Linked DNA regions of Homo sapiens: region 1 is linked to region 2. A link is a loop called in an ENCODE intact Hi-C map of the cell type or tissue named here. Cell type or tissue: heart left ventricle. All regions are shown on one strand. Each heading gives the region's core, and the rest is flanking DNA. Links, peaks and the distances in the headings are about the cores only. Region 1 overlaps ABCA3 (ATP binding cassette subfamily A member 3). Region 2 holds the start of MIR4717 (microRNA 4717).

Evidence for each region. A loop is a pair of places that touch in the nucleus more often than their neighbours do. Peaks named below come from ENCODE experiments on the same cell type or tissue, not always from the same donor. Only the 100,000 strongest peaks of a DNase experiment are listed, where the experiment ranks them.
Region 1: it touches region 2 in a loop (2.5-fold over the local background); 6 of 110 quality-filtered maps call a loop at or near these places.

The regions. Positions count from the first base shown.
Region 1 is chr16:2,319,912-2,329,020 of GRCh38, forward strand. ABCA3 (ATP binding cassette subfamily A member 3) reads right to left here. Exons shown (of 33, transcript NM_001089.3): 3 at 8,542-8,846; 4 at 6,502-6,581; 5 at 6,099-6,363; 6 at 4,493-4,620; 7 at 3,612-3,777. The coding sequence starts at 6,555. Among named protein-coding and RNA genes, the nearest start is that of ABCA3, 16 kb to the right of the region's middle. In heart left ventricle, for the core only: no CTCF peak of the experiment used is centred there; no DNase peak of the experiment used is centred there.
Region 2 is chr16:2,272,534-2,281,642 of GRCh38, forward strand. ABCA3 (ATP binding cassette subfamily A member 3) reads right to left here. Exons shown (of 33, transcript NM_001089.3): 27 at 8,848-8,976; 28 at 8,494-8,688; 29 at 6,410-6,597; 30 at 5,755-5,925; 31 at 5,346-5,536; 32 at 5,064-5,137; 33 at 3,348-4,272. The coding sequence ends at 4,141. It overlaps MIR4717 (microRNA 4717), which reads left to right and starts at 2,087; the gene lies at 2,087-2,158. MIR3677HG (MIR3677 and MIR940 host gene) reads left to right here. Exons shown (of 3, transcript NR_132988.1): 3 at 454-539. In heart left ventricle, for the core only: no CTCF peak of the experiment used is centred there; DNase peaks (open chromatin) are centred at 3,718 and 6,698.

The DNA of each region.
Region 1 (9,109 bases), core at 828-8,827, 48 kb after region 2:
GGGGTCCATGGGGGAAGAGATGCTTGGGGCAACAGAGTGACTTCAGCTCAGGACCCCCGTGGCCGCTCAGTGGTCCCACGGGAGAAGGAAGGAAACGCACCACACACTGACAGCAAATGAGAAGAGAGATGTGATTGTCACTTCCACTTTGTAACTAACACAACACACAAAAAAAATCACACACATGATCACTTTTTTTTTTTTTGAGACGGAATCTCACTCTGTCGCCCAGGCTGGAGTGCAGTGGCGCGATCTTGGCTCACTGCAACCTCCACCTCCCAGGTTCAAGCGATTCTCCTGCCTCAGCCTCCCGAGTAGCTGGGACTACAGGTGCACACCACCATGCCCAGCTAATTTTTTGTATTTTTAGTAGAGACGGGGTTTCACCGTGTTAGCCAGGATGGTCTGGATCTCCTGACCTCATGATCCACCCACCTTGGCCTCCCAAAGTGCTGGGATTACAGGCGTGAGCCACTGCACCCGGCCTTTTTTTTTTTTGAGACAGTCTTGCTCTCTCACTCAGGCTGGAGTGCAGTGGCGCGATCTCGGCTCACTGCAACGTCTGCCTCCTGGGTTCAAGCAATTCTCCTGCCTCAGCCTCCCGAATAGCTGGGATTACAGGTGCACACCACCACGCCCAGCTAATTTTTTTTTTTTTTGTATTTTTAGTAGAGACGGGGTTTCACTATGTTGGCCAGGCTGGTCCCGAACTCCTGACCTCAGGTGATCTGCCTGCCTCAGCCTCCCAATGCTGGGATGACAGGTGTGAGCCACTGCGCCCAGCCTGAGGGCTGAATTCTCATCAGGCATATTAGTGGGTCTAAGGCATGGACATCTGGAGGCAAAACTGAGGCTAGAATTGACCAGTCCCTGTGCCATGCCAGTCTCACACACGTTATATCTCCTGGGGCTTTACTAGGAGCTTGTTTTTCCAGCCAACTTTTCTTCCCCCTCAGGTTCTCTGTCTTGCTGAGGACTAACCGACTATTCTTAATAACAAAACTTTTTTTCTCTAACAAAAGATATTTACTCTGTGTCATTTGCCACAAAGGTTTTCCCCAGTCTGCTATGTGCTTTTTTTTTTTTTTTTTTAAACCACCATTAGGTCTTTTCGTGTCTGGCAAATTTCCAGTTTGTACATGCTGAAATCTGTCAGTCTTTTCCTTTGAGATTGGTTTTCTCTTGCTTCCAAGCTTAGGGAATTGTTCCCCAAAAACAGGAGGGAGCTGAGCAGCTCCTGCCTGGGCCCCAGTCTCAGCAGCCAGTGTCCCCTCCTGCAGTCCCCTGCTGCAGGCAGCAAGCATCATGTGTGACAGCTGGACATAGCTTCTCCTGAGCTCCAGGCTGGGTGACCTGTCAAGGGCATCGCTCTGGGGCCTCACACACCCCACACCAGGTCTTGTTCATCTTAGTTCTAGATGTAAAATCTTGCCCTAGAGCATTAGCCTGGTGACAGCCCTGGCACCAGTAAGGGACATCGCTAAGCGCTGGCTGCATGCATGCTGTCTCCTGCCTGCCTGGCACTTGTGTCTCAGAATCATGCCTCATGGAGGGATGGGACGTTGCTGTGACTTCCATGGCAAACTTCCATGAGTTCTGTCTCCTGCCAGACCCGTGAAATACGACGTTCTCCAGAACACCCTGGACTTCCACCCAGAACCTGCAGTGGGGTCTTTCTTGGCCTGACAGCTAAGCCTAGTCCTGGGTCCGAGTCACTTCTTGGCTGTCCCTAGCTCAGTTCCAAGACAAGACCATGCTTCAGAGGAGGCACACGTACCAACCACCTGCCCAGGTCCACACGAAGACACACACTGATGGGGCATCAGAGTAACCAAGATCTGGCTTCCATGAACACCACACTGATTCCGTCAAACCATGGATCAGGTGCACAAGGACCACGGAGCTAAAAATGCCAGTAAGTCTGTACACAGAGAAGGCCCGGCAGAAAAAGAAAATGTAAACCAAGCCCCATGAACTCAAACGGGAGCTTTTAAAAGCTGACGTACAGCCGGGTGTGGTGGCTCATGCCTGTAATCCCAGAACTTTGGGAAGCCGAGGTGGGTGAATCATGAGGTCAAGAGATCGAGACCATCCTGGCCAACGTGGTGAAACCCCGTCTCTACTAAAAATACAAAAATTAGCTGGGCGTGGTGGTGTGCGCCTGTAATCCCAGCTACTTGGGAGGTTGAGGCAGGAGAATCGCTTGAACCTGGGACACAGCGGTTGCAGTGAGCCGAGGTCGCGCCACTGCACTCCAGCTTGGCGACAGAGCAAGATTCTGTCTGAAAAAAAAAAAAAAGAAAAAAAGCTGAAATACAAATGTTTCATTCAAGAGCACGTCTTCCAGGATATAGAGAAAGGGCCTTTGCTATCTTCAAGGATTATTTTAGTCTTTCAGAAACCAGTTATACTGGATGTTTTACTTTTCCTATAAACAAGAGTAAATGTTCCTGAAAAGTATTTCTTTCTTTTTTTTTTTAATTATACTTTAAGTTTTAGGGTACGTGTGCACAATGTGCAGGTTAGTTACATAGGTATACATGTGCCATGCTGGTGTGCTGCACCCATTTACTCGTCATTTAACATTAGGTATATCTCCTAATGCTATCCCTCCCCCCGCCCCCCCACCCCACAACAGGCCCCAGTGTGTGATGTTCCCCTTCCTGTGCTGGGAAAACTGGCTAGCCATATGTAGAAAGCTGAAACCAGATCCCTTCCATACACCTTATACAAAAATTAATTCGAGATGGATTAAAGACTTCAATGTTAGGCCTGAAACCATAAAAACCCTAGAAGAAAACCTAGGCATTACCATTCAGGACATAGGCATGGGCAAGGACTTCATGACTAAAACACGAAAAGCAATGGCAACAAAAGCCAAAATTGACAAATGGGATCTAATTAAACTCAAGAGCTTCTGCACAACAAAGGAAACTACCATCAGAGTGAACAGGGAACCTACAGAATGGGAGAAAATTTTTGCAATCTACTCATCTGACAAAGGGCTAATATCCAGAATCTACAATGAACTCAAATAAATTTACAAGAAAAAACCAAACAACCCCATCAAAAAGTGGGCAAAGGATATGAACAAACACTTCTCAAAAGAAGACATTTATGCAGCCAAAAGACACATGAAAAAATGCTCATCATCACTGGCCATCAGAGAAATGCAAATCAAAACCACAGTGAGATACCATCTCATACCAGTTAGAATGGCAATCATTCAAAAGTCAGGAAACAACAGGTGCTGGAGAGGATGAGGAGAAATAGGAACACTTTTACACTGTTGGTGGGACTGTAAACTAGTTCAACCATTGTGGAAGTCAGTGTGGCGATTCCTCAGGGATCTAGAACTAGAAATACCATTTGACCCAGCCATCCCATTACTGGGTATATACCCAAAGGATTATAAATCATGCTGCTATAAGGACACATGCACACGTATGTTTATTGCGGCACTATTCACAACAGCAAAGACTTGGAACCAAGCCAAATGTCCTGAAAAGTATTTCTTCAAGAAATACTTTTGCAAAGTGGGGCTGCCCCCATATGACTGTCACTAGTCAACAGCCCGGGCTGGTAACACGAACCCTAACCGAGCTTCTCACCAGGTTCTCCGCCATCAGGGGATGTAGGTTCCCTTGGTCCTGGGTTTGGGAAAAGCGGGAAAAGGGAAGTAGTGTGCCAGCCTTCTGTCTCTTTCAGGAAAAAGGAGCCTGTTTGGGTCCACATGTAATTTCTCCGTGTGTAACTGAACCGTAGGTGATATTTCACCTGTGGAAACAAAGAGAAAACCAGCTGTTCCGAGAGATCCAGACAGAGGGGCAAACAACAGGGTGGAGTGGGAGAGCGCTTGGGGGGCTGTCACAGCCGAGAACTCACCACTCCCCCGCCTCTGAGTATCTCCAACAGGCCCCGGAATGTCACACTGAGTGGTCCCTGTCCTAGCAGGAGCAGGGAGCCACACAGGGGCCCCTTTTGGGGGGTGGTTCTTGGCCATTCCTAATTCCATTGTGAAGTGCCACCGAGTGTTCAGGATCCCTGGAGGGCCGCCAACCACAATGCTAGATGGACTTGATGGCTTCCTAATTTTAATGCCATCAGGCAAGCAAAAACCTCACTTTCTTTCTTTCCGCCAGATCATATTTAAGTCCTAAATACCTACTACTTTCCTTAACTATCTTATTAGACTCTGTTCTGGAGACCAGTAATATCTTTCATAAAATGAGGGAACAGAAAGGAGCTTGGGGCGGCCACAGGCAGGTGCATTTTCTAACCTGTTCTGACCCGTGGGTTTAAATGTCACCAAGATCCCCTTGGCGGGGACTGTGATGATATTATCAGACCCAAAGGAGTGACTGCTATTGACTTGCAGGCAGGCAGAGGTTTAAGGGAAAGCAGTGCCTTTTACAGGTTGAACTAGTGACGCGGGAGGAAGCGGAGGCCTTGCTGATGGGCTGTGACTGCTCGGCCCGGCCGCACGTCTCACCGCCAGCGGCAGGGGCTCCTTGCTGTGGTTGAAGGGGTGCTCGAAGACCACGGCGGCCAGCACGCTGGACGAGCAGTTGTCGTACCTAATGTAGTCCTCAAAGTCCTTCTCGGAGGGAAAGCCGCGCACTGCAAAGAGAGAGCACGGGAGCTGTGGTTGCCCAATCGGCCCTCCTGCTTGAAAAATCTGCGTGGTTCAGGTCACTGGCAGATGAAAGACGGCAAATCCTCTAGGGCTTTGTAAACCCTTCCTGAGACTCAAGGCAGCTTTCATCTTTGGCAGAGAGACAAGCTGCCATCAAGGAGGGCAGAATGGCAGGGTCAGAGCCCCAGGCAGTGAGTTCTCCTGGTGCGGGTTTTTTGGAGCAGAGCTGGAGGCTCCGGGTAGCGCCTGCAGCAAGGCCCAGGGGAGCAAACCCACCACCCACCCTGCAGTGGGCTCTGCAGCCCGGGGTGGCTTCTCTTTCTCAAAACCAGAATGGTGTGTTTTTACAAATGGAGTGGATGCTAACTCAGAGTGTCTCAAAGGCTTTTTCTATCATCTGGACACTCCTTAACAATTCAGAAAGGGTTTTACTGTCGTCATTTTGTGAGGGACCAAGGCACTTCCTCTGAGTATTTGCTACAAGGAATTAAAGCCCGGGAGGTAAATGCCCAAATGAGGAGGGGAAAATGGAGGACAGCTTTCATCCCGACAGCAAGGGTTTAGGAACGGTGAGCAGCACTCACAGTGGGAGTTCCCTTCTCAGGCTTTCTCATCACTGTTTTCAGAGCTGCCCACCCAAAACCACGTCCCAGAAAAGGTTCTTGGCACCACACGGTCAAACTGTGCCCTGCCCTTGTCACAGAAGGGCTTTCCCTGGCTCAAGTCCACCCAGGCATCCCTGTAAAGTCCTGTCCACCCTACTGACCATCAGATGCAGTTCCAGGGCCTGGTACTGCTAAGGCTGCTGCACCTGCTGCTCCCCGGGGTCCTCACAGCTCTGCACAGGTGGGCGGCCAGCCCTGGTCCCATTGTACAATCAGGCATGGCCACAGAGAAGCTGGGGGATTCCTTGGGTGGCTCAGCCGCCGAGAAGAGATTTGATGCTAGATGGGCTTGATGGCTTCCTAGTCTTAGGGCCATCAGGCAAGCAAAAACCTCACTTTCTTTTTTCCCTTTTTCTGCCAGGTCGTATTTAAGTCCCAAATATCTGCTACTTTCCTTATGTATCTTATTGGACTCTGTTCACAGAGGCCTGGAGACCAGTAATGTCTTTCATAAAATGAGGGAACAGAAAGGAGCCTGGGGCAACTGCAGGCAGGTGCATTTTCTAACCTGTTCTGCCCCATGGGTTAAAATGTCACCAGGGTCCCTTTGGTGGGGACTGTGATGGTGCTATCGGACCCAAAGGAGAGACTGCTATTTACTCGCAGGCAGGCAGAGGTTTAAGGAACAGCAGTGCCTTTTACAGGTTGAAGTAGTGATGCGGGAAGAAGCAGAGGCCAAGTCTGCACAGGGTGAACTCCTCACCCAGCTGCTTCGCACATCCTGGGCTCGACCCCTGCCTGCCCAGCCGCGTGGAGGCACCACTAGGCCTGGCACCGAGAGCCCCGGCATGTCTCACCTCGCATGTTGATCACAAGTGCCCTGCGCACTGTCTCAGTGACGGTCTTGGCAGCGTCACTGTGAGAAGGGATGTAGGCAAGCTCCCAGGTGTCTCCTGGCGGAGGGAAGGTGAAGAACAGAGGCAGCTCCTGGATGGACTGGCCCGGGTAGATGGTGGCGTTGGGCACATTTTCCGACTGAATCTTCAAGCGGAGCCAGATGAGGATCCCAGAAAACAGCAATGGCAGGAAGAGTTCCAGGACCGTCACCAGGACCTTCCGCTTCTGGAAGAGATACAATAGGGCACGGTGATGGGCTGCAAGGCAGAAGCAGGGGCATGCAGACAGCCCTTCCCTCAAGGGCATCCCCAGGAGCCTCTGGGCTAGGCACGCAGCTGACCTCCCTCCAGAGTCTGGACGCACCTGCAGGGTGTAGTTCTTCCAGAGGAGGAGCGCCAGCTGCCTGAGCACAGCCATCGTCTTGCTGAAAGGGACGCCCAGTGCTAGTTACAGACCAAAGACAGAGAGTGTGGGTGCGCAATAGAAACACGCAGAGTGGGGATTTGGGGAAAAGCCATGGACCCTTTTTCCTCCATGTCTCTCACCTTCTTTTGTGCCACTTTAACTCCAAACACCCCTGGAGGGAAGGGTACAAGGCCTGTGCCATGCCCACCCTCAATCCTCTACCCTGCACATCCAAAGAGCATAGTCTTTTTGGCCAGGTGCAGTGGCTCATGCCTGTAATCTCAACACTTTGGGAGGCCGAGGCAGGTGGATCACTTGAAATCAGGAGTTCGAGACAAGCCTGGCCAACATGGTGAAACCCCGTCTCTACTGAAAATACAAAAATTAGCCAGGCGTGGTGGCAGGCGCCTGTAATCCCAGCTACTCGAGAGGCTGAGGCAGGAGAATCGCTTGAACCCGGGAGGCGGGGGTTGCAGTGAGCCAAGATCGTGCCACTGCCCTCCAGCCTGGGGGCAACAGAGTAAGACTCTGCCACAAACAAACAAACACCAAAAAAACCCAAAGAGCATAGTCTTTTTGGAGCCCAACTTGTTCCTTGGTGAATGTAAGATCAATGACATGCTTTTTATGTGCACTGTGACTTCTGCAGTAGTTTTTAAAATTTTTTTTGTTTCTTTTGAGACAGGGTCCTGCTCTGTTGCCCAGGCTGGAGTGCCATGGTGCGATCACAGCTCACTGCAGCCTCAACCTCCTGGGCTTGTGATCCTCCCACCTCAGCCTCCCGAGTAGGTGGAACTACAGGTGCATGCCACCAACACCCGGCTGGTCTCGAACTCCTGGCCTCAAGCAATCCTCCAGCTTCATCCTTGTAGTGCTATTTACCATTTGATAAATGCTATTAGGATGTTCTTGGTGGTTAATATGGATTTGCTATTTATTACCAAAATATTCAGGCTTATGGAATTCCACTTACTGACTGACCAGCTTTATTCTTAACCAACACTGAACCCATAAAAGAAAACTGAACATAGTGTCCTGGGTGATTTCTAAGGTTTGGAGAGAGCTGTGCAGGGAAGGGGAAAGGAGGGACTTGGAATTCTGGCCCCCATTGGCCTTGCTGCCCCGGAGCAGGCCCGGGTAGGCAGACATGCTGGTGGGGCCATCAGTCACACCCTCTCCTTGGCCCTAAAGACCGGCTTTTCCTGTTGTTATTACAGGTACTGGCATCAGAGCCTCGCAGCAAAAAGACTAGCCATTTTCTTTTTCTTTTTTCTGTTTTTTTTGGAAACAGAGTCTTGCTCTGTCACCCAGGCTGGAGTACAGTGGCGTGATCTTGGCTCAATGGAACCTCCGCCTCCTGGTTTCAAGCGATTCCCCTACCCCAGCCTCCTGAGTAACTGGGATTACAGGCGCCTGCCACCACGCCTGACTCATTTTTATATTTTTAGTAGAGATGGGGTTTCACCATGTTGGCCAGGCTGGTCTTGAACTCCTGACCTCAAATGATCCGCCCGCCTCAGCCTCCCAAAGTGCTGGGATTATAGGCGTGAGCCACTGTGCCCAGCTGCCATTTTCATCTTTACCATCTGTCCAACGAAAATTCATCCAAAAAATAATCTATCCTATATTATATAGGAACATGATATTTAAATCTGGCACATATAATGGGGAAAAAAATCTGCCAAAAGATGATCAAATACAGGTGATAGCAGAAATGAGAGCTTAGATCTGTAAAGGTATTCCCTCAATTTAGCTAAAATCTGTCTTACTAAATTTCAAATATCAGAAACAGAGGCTGGGTGTGGTGGCTCATGCTTGTAAACCCAGCACTTTGGGAGGCCGAGGCAGGAGGATCCCTTAAGCCCAGGAGTTCGAGACCAGCCTGGGCAACATAGCAAGACCCTATCTCTATACAAATAAAGTAAGAAAAAGGAACACAGACACTGAACCCAGAGTTAAGTTCATCTCATGAACTTCAAGAGTTCATGAGCTGCTAACCTGCTAGAGAAGTAGGTGGTCTGAGTAAGTTCAAGTAGGCGCTGCAACCCGCAGGAAATAGGAGAAACGTGCTCTGAAAACTGAGTGTAAAGAGGGCGAGGTGTGCAGACGTGGCTGCTCTGTCCTGGAGAGGCAGGGAAGGCGATGGAGGAGGGGCAGTCTAGAGAGCCCCTGGTGCTGGTCCACTCGCTACAACTGCAGGCAGAGAGGAGTCCTTCCCGCTCAGCGTCCTTCATGTGCGGAAAAGCCTCCTTGACTCACAGTGGAAGAGTTTCAGGTTCAGTTGCTCAGCTCCACACTCATGGCTGATCCAAACCCAACATCATCCATCAGCCAGGTTAAGATGCACGGGATAGAAAGGCAAACAATTAGCGAGTCATTCCTAGATCACCATGAGCTAGCGCTCCCCGACAATGACCCGGGAGACTCCAGCGCACGGGGAAGGGTTTTTTTTTTTTTTTAAATGACCCATTTTACTTTTGGTTTGGTTTCAGTCCATTGAAAATCATTTATATCAAGGCTCTTTTTAAATTAAAACTCTTGCTTTTTTTTTTTTTTAAGATGTGGC
Region 2 (9,109 bases), core at 682-8,681:
GTGGTGTCTCCTGGAGCTGGTGAGACCCCACCTCACTCAGGAAACCCCCCAGACGCCCCCAGGCAGAAGTGGCCATACTCCAGGGCCTGCATCCCTGTGCCCCACAGTGCGCCCTGGCCGGTTGGTTGTAGGAACTCAGAAAAGCAAAGCAAACAGGATGGTTCCCTGCTGGACACATTACATTCCCTGCTGGACACATTTCTATTGCAGATCTTTAGTCCAGGATTCCAGGGTAGCCAAGGTCACCTGAGTCCTGGGGACTCTGGGCCTGGTCTCTGAAAGCAGCCAGTAAGACAGAGATGGGAAACCCAGCAAGATGGAGTGAGCCAAGGGCACAGTTGGGTCCAGGCGCAGCAGGGAGCTGCCTGGGGGTGACACACACTTGACGGAGGCCACTGCACACACCCTACCCCGGCCTGAACTTGAGCACTTCCTTTTTTTTTTTTTTTTTAGATGGAGTCTCACTGTAGTCCAGATGGAGTGCAATGGCGTGATCTCGGCTCACTGCAAGCTCCGCCTCCCCGGTTCACGCCATTCTCTTGCCTCAGCCTCCTGAGTAGCTGGGACTACAGGTGCCCGCCACCACACCCGGCTAATTTTTTTGTATTTTTAGTAGAGACGGGGTTTCACCGTGTTAGCCAGGATGGTCTTGATTTTTCGACTTCATGATCCGCCTGCCTCGGCCTCCCAAAGTGCTGGGATTACAGGCGTGAGCCACCATGCCCGGCCAAGCACTTCCTTGAACACAGAGGTGACCATGAGGAGGGAGGCGTGAACCAGGATGACGGGGCAGCAGATGGAGCCTGCCTCCCTGAGACCTCAGGTGACCGAGTGCTGGACTGCCTCCTCCTGCCTACATGGCTGAGAAATAAACTTCTTTTTCAAACCACTGTGACCTGGGGTTTTCTGATACCCTCAGCAAGCCTGTTCCTGTGGCCTGGTGTGGGTCCCCTGACCTGTGGCCTGGGCTGCCTGTATCCGGCCTGCCCCTCTGCTCCGCTGTAAACCTGTGATGGCAGTGGAGGGGCTTGGCCTGGGCCCGCCCCACCGCGAGGTCTTCCCCTCTCCGAGTTCTGGGTGTGGTTTCAGTTGAGCCACGCCGTTGGACTGGGCCGGCCTGGAGGACAGAAGGCACAGGCTCTTCCACATACCTGGCTCGTGGCCCATGGGCCGTCTGCTCACGGGAGCCCTGCACCAGGCCATGCAGAGCAGTGAAGTCAAAACCTCGTTTCCCAGGTCTAAGGTGAACTGGGAGCAGGGCAGGAGTTGGCTCTGTCAGATGCCACAGTTGTTTGGGGACAGTGTCCGTAGAGAATGTGTGGCCCCCCTCCGTGGTCTAGGGTGGAGCGTGGATAGGCCGGTCACTCCTATCCCTGGGCCCAAGGCTCTTTTCCCCTGCCCTCCCGTGGGCTGGGAACTGCCACAGCTCAGACAAAAATCGGCCAGGGCAGGGTCCTGAGGCTTCAGTCCCAGGCTCCTTAGGGCACCCCTGGTGACCCAGCTCCAGCACTGAGTTTCCAGAGGCCTTGAGGATTTCCCTGGGATGCCAGATGGGCCCTTCCTGCTGCTCCTGGGGTCATCTAAGCTCCAGGCTTGGGTGCAGCCCTGGGCCCCTGCCACAGACGCCCTGAATGCACCTGCCCCTCCCGGTCCCCACGCAGCAGCCTCCTGAGCTGCGGATCATTTTCCTAAGAAGGCATTCTACTTGTGCCAGTCCTTACTTAAAGACCCCTGCTGGTGCTGGCAGCGTGCTACCGGGAAGGATGGTATCTCCTGTGCGTGTCCTGTGTACGCTGGCCTCACACGTGTGTGCCTCATGCGGGCTGTGCCCTCAGTCCTATACGCTCTCCCCAACCCTCTTTTAGGGTGTCACAGGAGAAAAATGACACATTCCTAAATCTCTAACACATGGGCTTGAAAACAAGTCTGAGGATGCCCTGCAGAAGGGCCATGGGCATGGACATGGAGCTGGGTGGCCTCGTGCACTGACCTTTCCCTCTTCCTAGCCCCAGGCCCGACCTAGAGGCCACAGCCCCTGCGGACAGGCTGTGGGGCCAGAAGGGCCCACTTCAGAACTTTTCTCGTGGGCAGTGTTTAGGCCACAGCCACCCATGTGTAGGGGTGGCTACACATGGGTGGCTGTGGCCTAAACACTGCCCAAACACGTTATATTTTTTATAACATGGAACTAGATGGCAGAAGTTTAAAGGGAATAAAAGAGCTACTGGAGACGATTTGCAGCTTTCATAAATTTCCAGAGACTGATAAAAACACAGACTTGAAATTGTCCCAAATGAGCCAAAGTGATGAAAACAAGTCTTTTCTAAAACTCTGAATTCTAAGGGAATGTAAAATGCAGAAGTTCAAATCGGGTTTAGAAAACCATAAGAAATAATAGTGCATTCGCCGGGCATGGTGGCTCACGCCTGTGATCCCAGCACTTTGGGAGGCCAAGGCAGGTGGATCACTTGAGGTCAGGGGTTTGGCAGCAGCCTGGCCAACATGAGACCTCGTCTATACTAAAAATAAAATTTAGCCATGCATGGTGGCGCATGCCCTTAGTCCCAGCCACTCCGGAGGCTGGGGTGGGAGGATTGCATGAGCCCAGGTGTTTGAGGCTGCAGTGAGCTGTGATACCACCACTGCACTCCACGCTGGGCAGCAGAGCAAGATCCTGTCTCCAAAAGACAAAACACAAAACAGTGCATAAAAAGGGGCCAGGCACGGTGGCTTATGGCTGTAATCCCAGTACTTTGGGAGTCTGAGGTGGGTGGATCACTTCAGGTCAGGAGTTCGAGACCAGGCTGACCAAGATGGTGAAACCCCGTCTCTACTAAAAACACAAAAATTAGCTGGGTGTGGTGGCGCGTGCCTGTTGTCCCAGCTACTCGGGAGGCAGAGGCAGGAGAATGGCTTGAACCCGGGAGGCAGAAGTTGCAGTGAGCCAAGATTGCGCCACTGCACTCCAGCCTGGGCAACAAAGCAAGACTCCATAAATAACTAAAAAGGGAGCTGATGAGGAGTTATTTCTGGGAAATGGCAAATGCCCACGGGTGACCCTGATGCCAGCAGCTTCTCTCCCACCAGACCTGTGCTTCCCACACAGCCCCACCTGCTCTTGTCTTTAGACTAAGAGCCTGTCACCGGGCGTTGATCTAGCCGGCTTTTTCCTTTGTGTTATGGGCCTGTTCCTTCACCTCAGTGTATTCTCTGCGTGTGCTCCCTTCTGGGAAAAGCAACGTCCCACGTTTGTGTGATTGAAATGTGAAAGGAGAGCCTCATGTCTAGATTGTGGGCGAGTGATTGAGCCCTGTGACCGCTCGCGCGTGTGACCCACAGACTGTGACTGTGTCCCCTCAGCATTTATTTTCTGGATGGTCACAACGTATTCAATGTGTCCTTGAGACAGCCACCCAGCCCTTAGGGTGGTCCCTGCGTGTCCTGGGGCGGGCGACTTCCTGAGGGTGCAGTGCTGGAAACAGAGACTGCTTCGAGCCTGGCCACCTTCCCTCCTGTGCCGGCTGCTTCTAGGAGATGCTGTGGGACGGTGCCCGGCTTCGCGGTGACTACCATGCCCTAAGGAGCAGAGCCTCCAGGATGCCCCCGGGCTGCGCTGGACGCTAAGACCCCAGCACCTAATCACAGTCAGCAGCTTCCCTCCACTGACAGTGATCTGCATGGTCCATTCCTGGCGGCCTGGGGGCCTCGCTACAGTTCAACCTGGCTGGCTTCCCGCTTCCTCCCCAGGGGAGATTAGTGTCGTGTGTAAACTTGGACAAGTCACTGGGTCCTCTCTCCAGGGAGTGCCTGGAGAAATTCAACCCCCAGCTCAGCTGCAGCCCTTCCTGGGTCAGCTCTCCACCCAGAGACCCCGGAGCTTGCCCGCAGACTGCCCGGCCTGCCCCAGCTCTGGGAAAGTGAACTCCAGAGTATGCAGACATGGAGATGCGCATGCTGATCCTGGGCATGAGGGCTGGGCTGCACTCGTCCATTCTGTGCATACTGCCTTGAATTTTTCATATCCATCATAGAAAAAAGTGATTAAAAATAAAGGATGAGATAAACTTGGAGAGAGAGGATGTAAGATGGGCCCTGCTTGCCCGTCCTGTCCCTGCCTGATGGCGAGACAGCCGCCACCCCTCATCGCCCCTCCTCTGCGGTGGGCGGCTGCAGGTGGGCGAAGCTCAGGAAGACCTGTTCCAGCGAGATCTGGCTCACGGAGTAGTCGTCCACGCCGTACTTTTCCTTGGCTTTCTCCAGAATACCGAAAACCTTTGGGGAGCAGAAAAGTCACTGGTAGGAGAGAACAGGGCCCAGGCTCCTCTGCGGGACCTGGGAGTCCTCTGGCAATAGGGGCTGATGAGGCCCCCACAATCCTACCCCTGCCCAGCGCCACCCCAGAGCCCCAGAGAGGTCAGCCCTGCGACGGCACCGTGCTCCCAGGTAGAGGACGCTGGCTAAGCAGGAGCCAGCGGGGATGGGGCCCAGCCTCCTCCCTGTGCTGTTCCCAGCTCAGATTACAACCTTGAGCCAGTGATGTTCCCTTTCTGAGCCAGTTCTTTTTTTCCCCCATATTTTTTTAGAGAGAGTCTTGCTCTGTAGCCCAGGCTGGAGTGCAGTGGCACAATCATAGCTCACTGCAGTCTCGAACTCCCAGGCTCAAGCGATCCTCCCACCTTAGCCTCCCGAGTGGCTGGGACTACAGGTATGCATGATACCTGGCTAATTTTTAAATTTTTTGTAGAGACGGGGTCTATGTTGCCCAGGCTGGTCTAGAACTCCCAGGCTTAAGCAATCCTCCCTCCTCGGCCTCCCAAAGTGCTGGGATTATGGTGTGAGCCACCATCCCTGACCCCTTTCCTGTTTTACACTGAATTCCTTTTACCACTGATAATTTTGGATATAAAACCCCCAAACCAGCACGTATCAGGCTGAGTGTTAGGGGAGAAATGGAAAGTGACTCCTCTGTGGAAAGAGCCTGCAGTCACCACAGAGGGAGAGACCCCTGGAGGGACCTCCCCCTGCCCCATGAGTGCCCAGTGGGGCCCCAGGGACTGCCTCACCTTCGCCCAGCTGAGGTCACGGCCCGGCAGGTGGTAATGGACCATGCCTTGGTGCTCATCTTCCAGGACGCTGCCTGCACAAAGGAGAGACGGTGTTGCTGTGAGCGCCGGGCTGGAGGATCGGGGAGGGTGCCTGGGTGCTCAGCACTGGAGTCCTCGTCCCAGGGATTGGGGAGATGGGACTTGGCGGGGCGAGGCACAGACGCTCCGCACAGCAGATGGGAGAGGCCTAGGTAGGGGCCCAGGGCCCACCCAGTGGGGGCTGCCGGGGCCGGCACACACCTGGAAAGGTCAGGTCCACGAAGGCCTTGAACTCCTCCAGCGCCTCCTGTTGCCCTTCACTCTGCACCTTGGCCCGCAGGGAGTAGCCGCTGCCGAACTTGCTCTTGAGGTGCTGGGGGCTGCCCAGGCACTTGAACTGCCCCTGCACCATGATGGCCAGCCGGGTGCACAGGGCCTCACACTCCTCCATGCTGTGGAGAGGGCGGGACCTCAGATAGGGCTTGGGGTGCCAAAGGCTTGTGCAGACAGGAAGGCATTGGCTCTCCGATCAGGCTGTTCCTGATACCCATGCTCAGTGTGGCTCACGGGCAGACTCTGCACCAGATGCTGATGGGTCTCCTGGCCACCTGGCTCCTCCATGGCCCACCCGGTGCTGAAACTTCCAGTAACCCACAGACCCAGGCTCTACCTGTGGGAGGTGATGATGATGGCCTTGCCAGACTCTCGGGCTCGTGCCACGGTGTCCCAAAGCAGGCGCCGGGCCACGGGGTCCATGCCAGTGGACGGCTCGTCCAGGAAGATGACAGCAGGCTCTCCGATCAGGGCGATGCCGGTGCTCAGCTTCCGCTTGTTACCACCACTAGAGGCAGGAGGGTGCCAGGTGGGGGAATAAGGCTGAGAGTTAGCATTGGCTCCCATGTCCCAGTGGAGGCCCGTGTCCCAGCAGCGGCCCACACCCAGCAATTGCAGAACAGCCCTAGTGAAGAGGAAGGAGCTGTGTGTGCACCTGGAAAGCCCACCGCATAGGGCTGGAGGCCCCAGAGAAGGCTGTTCCCAGGGGCCCGGTGCACGCACCTACATGGGAAGACATCTGCCTGCACCTAAAGGGGACCTGCCGACCCTGACATCTCTCACTGCTGGCTTTGTCCCTAGGTGGCAGGCACTGTCAGGGCAGTCCCTTTCCTACGTGGAGCTACCTGGGTCACACCACCACATCCCAGCTCCATCCTGGAGCCACAAGCAGGAGCTCTGGCTGCTGACCTGAGCGGTCACTCCCAGCTCTATGCTATGGGGACCTTGATTCTGACTCCACTCTGGGAAGGGCCAGGGCTCGGGAGGTGCACCTGTACGTCCTGACCAGCTTGTTGGCATGTGGCTCCAGCAGCAGGCCCCGCAGAGTGTTCTCCACGCAGGCCCCGATGTGGCGCTCAGGGATGCCCCGGAGCCGAGCGTACATGACCAGCATCTCCCGGCCTGTCATGTGGTCCAGCAAGGCATCAAACTGCGGGCAGTAGCCGATCCGCTGCCGCACCTGGGGTCGGAGCATAGCCGGGGAGGGAGGCGGGTTGGAGGGAAGCCTCCTTCCTCCAGAGGACCACGGGGACTACCCTTGAGGTGCCCACCACTGCGCCTGTCTGTGGTTCCTGCCAGTGTGTGTACACGGGGGCGCTGGAGCTATGCACAGGCCGTGGTGGCTGCCCACAGTGGAAGCTCTTGGAACAGGGACACAGGAAGGATGTGCCTGGTGCAGGGAGGCTTCCAGAGCTGCTCTCAGAGCCTGGTCCAGGACAGGCAGCCATGGGGTTAGGTGGTGCAAGAATGGCCTTTACGTAGAAGCAGACTCAGAGCTGGCTACCCACTCATTCACACCTGGGACATCTGATGTGCTAGGACTCTTTCTTCTCCCTCTAAGAAGAAAGATTTGTGGGCACCACGTTTGGGGTGAGTACTGCTTGGTCAGATGGTGCAGCAGCTGTTCTCTGCACAAGTGACCACGTCCAGCTGAATTAAGACGTGCCTGCTGCCATCTGCTTAGCTACCTTCAGCAGCTGGTCGGGGGCAGGAGTGCCTGGGTTCTGTGGATTCCAGAGACTGGATTTCTTTTTCTTTACCTTCCTTCTTTGGGGTTCTCAAGCTTCCAGAATTTTTTTTTTTTTTTTTGAGACAGAGTCTTACTCTGTCTCCCTTACACTGGTAGAGCGCAGTGGCATGATCTCGGCTCACTACAACCTCTGCCTCCCAGGCTCAAGTGATTCTCATGCCTCAGGCTCCCGAGTAGCTAGGATTATAGGCACCTGCCACCATGCCCTGCTAATTTTTGTATTTTTCTTTGGTAGAGACAGCATTTTGCCATGTTGGCCAGGCTGGTCTCGAACTCTAGACCTCAAGTGATCTGCCTGCCTTGGCCTTCCAAAGCTGGGATTATAGGCGTGAGCCACGCTCCCAGCCCAGAATCTGTTTTTAATCAGTTTGGGGAAAGTCTTAGCCACTACCTTTTTGGCTACTACCCCCTGCCACTCTCTCTCTCTCTTCCTTCTGGAACTCAGATTACATGTACTGGGGACTTCTCACCCTCTCCTCCATTGCTAGATCACATACGGTTTTCTCTCCCCTGCATAGATTTTCAATTGCATAATTTATTTCTGTAGACACAGTGAGTTTATAATCTTTTATAATCTGGCCTGATGATGCAGATCTAACGCCTATGTGCTTGTCCCCCCATGGGGCCTGTGTCTATTGCTTCCAGCCATGGTACCATCTCCTCTGTTTGTTTGCTGTGCATTGCCTGTAAGCCCTGGAACCCTCTATGGGGGAGTCTGCAGCCTAGGATGAGGCTTTCCTCCCGAGAGGGCCTGCATGTGCTCTGGCCCAGGGCCTCTGCTGTCCAGGCACCCCTGGTGTGAGCTCAGGAGAGGACTCCGCGGCCACTTCTCAGCCCCAGGCCCTGCTTACCATTTCCCCTGCTCTGCTTGGCACACTTGAATTCCCATGCAGGCCCCGGGCAGAGGTGCAGGAGGGCTGCCTCTGGTCCTTCTGCGGGGGAGCTGGTGGGGCTCAGCTCAACATGGGAAAGCTGGGCGGGCCCAGGGCCTTCCATCCCTTCACTCAGCAAGGCCTCTAACCCCACACCTGAGCTGCCTGGACACAGAATGGCCTCTGCACAGAGGTGGCTGTCAGTGCTGAATGCGCCTCTCTGGGCTCACGGATGTTGGCACCCATCTCTCTCCCCTCCCATCACCTGCTAGTTCTGGCGAAGCTTAGCTTTAGCTCATTACCTTGTCTCGCTGTCCAGAGGCATGTGCTGGGCCCATTTCAAGCCACAGATGCAGCAGCTGTTTGGGGACAGCATCCCTCTGTCCCTGCCTCCAGGGTGCCCCCTCCAGCCATGCCTGTCTCACCCCTTCAGAGCCTCCCTGGCTGCACCCACCTTTCCGACATCAGAGCTGATTCTGTGACCCCCGACAAAGGCATCCCCAGAAGTGAGGCTCTCCTCCCCGGTCAGCATTTTGAAAGTCGTGGTCTTCCCGGCTCCATTGAAGCCCAGCAGGCCGAAGCACTCCCCTTTCTGCACCGCGAGGGAGAGCCTGTCCACGGCCAGGAGGGGCACCCGCTGCTCGTACACCTGCAGGCACCCAACAGAAAACACGGAATGCGGAGGCCTGGACGCAAAGCAGAGCAGTCTGAGCCTCAGCGCCGAAAGCTTCCAGGGATGGGGTCGGACCCTGGGGACAGCCAGGTAGTCAGCTGGCAGGAAGGACTCCACCCCAAATTGCAAGGGTACCTTGGAGAGCTCCTTGATAATCAGAGGTGTGTGGAGCAGGGAGTCCGGACTGGGGGCCAGGATGCGGGTCCTCTCGTCCGCTACATCTTGGTCCTCAGGAAGCACAGGCATCCGGGTGTATAATTCTGTCTGATTGACCAGGACAAAGACCGCATGCGTGAACCCAGCCGCAGGGCGGCTTCCGTGGAGAAGGGAGGGGCGGGGGTGGATGTGGGAGGTCTGGTGGGACTAAGGCCTTCAAGGCTTCTCGTCCCAATCTCAG